2 separate regions of the Homo sapiens genome follow, and region 2 is linked to region 1. Evidence: read pairs that join two places in POLR2A ChIA-PET (ENCODE). Cell type or tissue: Panc1. All regions are shown on one strand.

Region 1 (2,500 bases):
TAACTGTATGTTTGTAACATTAACCAACTCCTCTTCATCCCCCACCCCTCACCCACACACCCTTCCCAGCCTCTGGTTTCTATCATTCTATTCTTTACCTCTGTGAGATCTTTTTTTAGCCTCCAGATATGAATGAGAACATATGATATTTGTCTTTCTTTTTTTTGAGTTGGAGTCTCATTCTTGTCGCCCAGGCTGGAGTGCAGTGGTGCGATCTTGGCCCACTGCAACCTCCACCTCCTGGGTTCAAGCAATTCTCCTGCCTCAGCCTCTAGAGTAACTGGGATTACAGGTGCCTGCCACCACGCCTGGCTAATTTTTGTATTTTTAATAGAGACAGGGTTTCACCACATTGGCCAGGCTGGTCTCAAATTCCTGACCTCAGGTGATTCACCCACCTCGGCTTCCCAAAGTGCTGGGATTACAGGTGTGAGCCACTGCGCCCAGTCTGATATTTGTCTTTCTGACCTCCGATTCCCTCCATGTTGCTGCAAATGACATGATTTCATTTTTTAAATGCCTGAATAGTATTCCATGTGTATATATCACATTTTCTTTATCTGTTTGTCTGTTGGGGGACACTTAGGTTGATTCCATACCTTTGGTATTTTGAATAATGCTACAGTAATCATACAAGTGCAGGTATCATTTTGATATACTGATTTTATCTTCCTTTGGATTAATACCCAGTAGTGGGATTGTTGGATCATATGGTAGTTCTATTTTCAGGTTTTTGAGAAATCTGCATGCTGTTTTCCATAGTGATTGTACTAATTTATATCCCACCAACAGTATATAAGAGTTCCCTTTTTCCCTCATCCTCTCAGGTATGTTTAAACCCAATGTTTCTTTGTTAATTTTCTCTCTAGATGATCTAATTCTGAGAGTGGCACAGTGACGTCCCCAGTGATTATTATACTGTAGTATCTCTCTCCCTTTTGCTCTAATAATATTTGCCTTATATATCTGGGTGTTCTGGTGTTGGTGTTATATGTTTAGAATTGTTATATTCTCTTGCTGAATTGATCCCTTTATCATTATATGATGACCTTCTTTGTCTCTTTTTGCTGTTTTTTACTTAAAATCTGTTTTTTTCTGATATAAACGTAGCTATTTCTACTCACTTTTGGTTTCCATTTGTATGGAATATCTTTTCCTGTTCTTTTACTTTCAATCCATATGTGTCTTTACCAGTGAGAAGAGTTTCTTGTAGGCAGCTTATAGTTGGATCATGTTTTTTCATCCATTCAGCCCGTCTGTATCTTTTAAATGAAGTTTAATCCATTGACGTTCAGTGTGATTACTGATATGTGAGGGCTGATTCTTATCATTTTATTAATTGATTTCTAGTTGTTTTGTTTATCCTTTGTTCCTTTCTCTTTTATTTTTTATCATTGTGGTTTGGTTGTTTTCTTTAGGGGTAACATTTGAGTCCTTTGTCCTTATTTGTATGTTTGCTGTGTCAGTAGGTTTTATACTTTTGTGTGTTTTCACAATGGTAGATATTGTCCTTTCACTTCTAGGTGTAGGACTCTTGAACATATCTTGTAGGGTTGGTCCAGTGGTGATGAATTCTGTCACCTTTTGCTGTCTGGGAAAGACTATTTCTTTTTCATTTTTGTAGAATACTTTGCTGAGGATAGTGTCCTTGACTGGTGATTTTTTTCTTTCAACACTGAATGTATAATCACATTCTCTCTCATTTCTCTCTGTTGAGAAATCTGCTGTTAGGCTGATGAGAGTTTCCTTGTAAGTGACTAGATGCTTTTCTCTTGCTGTTTTTAGTATTCTCTTTTGTCTTTGACTTTTATATTTTGACCATAATATGCCATGGAGAAGACCTTTTTGTATTGTATCTATTTGGGTATCTCTGAGCTTCCTGTATCAAGATGTCTGCATCTCTTACTAGAGTTGGAAAGTTTCCTGCTATTATTTCATTAAATAGATTTTCTATCCTTTATGTTTTCTCTTTGTCTCTAGGACCTCAAAAATTCAAATATTTTGTTGTTTTATGATGTCCCATATGTTACGGTGGCTTTATTCATTCATTCAGATGTTCTGAGGAAAACATTTATCCTAAGGCTTAAAAGATGAGTTAGAGGGGTGGAACCAAGATGGCCGAATAGGAACAGCTCCGGTGTACAGCTCCCAGCATGAGCGATGCAGAAGATGGGTGATTTCTGCATTTCCATCTGAGGTACCGGGTTCATCTCACTAGGGAGTGCCAGACAGTGCATGCAGGACAGTGGGTGCAGCGCACTGTGTGCAAGCCAAAGCAGGGCGAGGCATTGCCTCACTCGGGAAGTGCAAGGGGTCAGGGAGTTCCCTTTCCTAGTCAAAGAAAGGGGTGACAGATGGCACCTGGAAAATCGGGTCACTCCCACTCTAATATTGTGCTTTTCCAATGGGCTTAAAAAACGGCACACCAGGAGATTATATCCCGCACATGGCTCGGAGGGTCCTATGCCCACAGAGTCTCACTGATTGCTAGCACAACTGT
Region 2 (2,500 bases), 110 kb before region 1:
TTGGCCTCCCAAAGTGCTGGGATTACAGGTGTGAGCTACTGCCCCCGTCTAATCTTCTTTTTATCCGGATGAGGGACTAGTGTATTAAAAGCATAGAAAATGGAGAATATGATTTATTTTTTAAAAATTCAAAGATTTATATATTTCTGGAATGTCAAGTTCAGGAGAGGAGATAAAACTGGGCTGTAACTGAGGATAACTTTGAGGAACATTTTATACCTCATTAAAAAGTTGAAATTTCACCCTGGTTGGCTGGTAGGTAACTATGGAAAACTTTTGGCAAGAGTCTGAAATGATCAATTTTATCTACTTATAAAGCTCCTCTCAATGGCAGCCCAGAGGACGGATTGGAGAGGACCAGGAAGATCATAAACAGTCAGTATCAGGCTGGGCCAGGTGGCTCATGCCTGTAATTCCAGCACTTTGGGGGGCTGAGGGAGGTGGATCACCTGAGGTCAGGAGTTCGAGACCAGCCTGGCCAACATGGTGAAACCCCGTCTCTACTAAAAATACAAAATTAGTCAGGCGTGGTGGTGCTTGCCTGTGGCCCCAGTTACTCGGGAGGCTGGGAGAATCGCTTGGACCCAGGAGGCAGAGGTTGCAGTGAGCCAAGATCGCACCACTGCACTCCAGCCTGGGCGACAGAGTGAGACTCTGTTTAAAAAAAAAAAAAAAAAGTATCAATTACAGAGTTACTGTCTCTGAGCTCCAAACGCACCATCCTGTGCCCTGCTTTGTGATGCTGGGACAAGCAAGCCACATTTCTGCTTTGCCAGATGGTTCTATGTTAGGCTCTGGCAAGACAGTTTGCTAGGAGACTGCAGAAGTAGGGTAATCAACTCGTCCCACTTTCCCCAGATCTTTCCCATTTTTAGCACTGAAAGTTCTGCATCCCGGAACCCCTTCCACGGGGGCTGGTCACCTCCAGGAGAAGGGACTTTTGCTTCCTGTCTGCCTGCTTTTTTCGTGAGTGTTACCCCAGCAACACTTCACTTCAGAAGCAGCATCAGCAATTCCTTCCTGTGGCAACCACGGTAAAAGTTCGTGCCCAGTTTCCTCCTCTGTCTCTTCTCCTAACTGACTTGGGCTCCCTCGTGTGGTCCCCCATGGAATCATATGCCCCTTCCTCTTGGGAACTGTGAGTAACAAACTGTCTTTTCCATAGCAATCATCTCCTCATCTGTTACCTCAAAATTTCTTTCATTTTCTTTTTTTTCTTTTCGAGACGGAGTTTTGCTCTTGTTGCCCAGGCTGGAGTGCAATGGCACGATCTTGGCTCACTACAACCTCTGCCTCCCAGGTTCAAGCAATTCTCCTGCCTCAGCTTCCTGAGTAGCTGGGATTACAGGCACCCACCACCACATCCAGCTAATTTTTGTATTTTTAGTACAGACGGGGTTTTACCATGTTGGCCAGGCTGGTCTTGAACTCCTGACCTCAGGTGATCCACCTGCCTTTGCCTCCCAAAGTGCTGGGATTATGGGCATGAGCCACTGCGCCTGGCCTCTCTTTTTTTTCCTTTAGAGACAATGTCTAGCTCTGTCACCCAGGTTGAAGTGCAGTGGTACAATCTCGGCTCACTGTGGTCTCCACTGCATGGGCTCAAGAGATCCTTCCACCTTAGCCTCCTGAGTAGCTGGGACTACAGGCATGCACCAACATGCCTGGCTAATTTTTGTATGTTTTGTAGAGATGTGGATTCACTGTGTTACCCAGACTGGTCTTGAACTCCTGGGCTCAAGCAATCCTTCTGCCTCAGCCTCCCAAAATGGTGGGATTACAGACAGGAACCACTATGCCCAGCCTCAAATTTTCTATTAGTATTACATCTTTTTTTTTTTTTTTTTTTTTGAAACTGAGTCATGCTCTGTTGCCCAGGCTGGAGTGCAGTGGCACGATCTCAGCTCACTGCAAGCTCTGCCTGCCGGGTTCACTTCATTCTCCTGCCTCAGCCTCCCGAGTAGCTGGGACTACAGGTGTGTGCTGCCACGCCCGGCTATTTTTTTTTTTTTTTGTATTTTTTAGTAGAGACAGGGTTTCACCATGTTAGCCAGGATGGTCTCGATCTCCTGACCTTGTGATCTGCCCACCTTAGCCTCCCAAAGTGCTGGGACCGCGCCTGGTCTACGTGATATTTTAAGACAGGAGGGTAAGCACTGAAAACCATTTGGCAATTAAGTATTGATTATTTGGGTGAGAGTGGTGAAGTTACTATTTTAAAAATAGCTTTCCAGCTTCTACAGTACTCCAGGGCACAGTAGGCAGGCCTTGGGAGTAGATGCAGGGCATCCGTTCTCCATATCCACGGTGGAGGGGCAGGGCCCAGTTACCACTGATTTTGCAGAAGATTAGTCGAGCTGAAGTACCAGAGGCAAGCTTGTTCAAGGGCTGTGGCTGGAGGGTTAGATGCTTGGCTGATGAAAAATTGATGCCACAAGAATTCAGGAAAATGGGACTTAGTAGTCTAAGACAGGGATTCCCAACCCCCAGGCTATGGACT

The links. Peaks named below come from ENCODE experiments on the same cell type or tissue, not always from the same donor. Only the 100,000 strongest peaks of a DNase experiment are listed, where the experiment ranks them.
Region 2: POLR2A ChIA-PET joins it to region 1 with 7 read pairs; 2 of 35 experiments call an interaction of 5 or more read pairs at or near these places.

Annotation. Positions count from the first base shown.
Region 1 is chr19:40,043,655-40,046,154 of GRCh38, reverse strand. All of the region lies in intron 4 of ZNF780B (zinc finger protein 780B), which reads left to right. Among named protein-coding and RNA genes, the nearest start is that of ZNF780B, 11 kb to the left of the region's middle. In Panc1, no CTCF peak of the experiment used is centred here; no DNase peak of the experiment used is centred here.
Region 2 is chr19:40,154,441-40,156,940 of GRCh38, reverse strand. No RefSeq gene overlaps it. Among named protein-coding and RNA genes, the nearest start is that of MAP3K10, 36 kb to the left of the region's middle. In Panc1, no CTCF peak of the experiment used is centred here; a DNase peak (open chromatin) is centred at 1,060; H3K4me3 peaks cover 356 bases.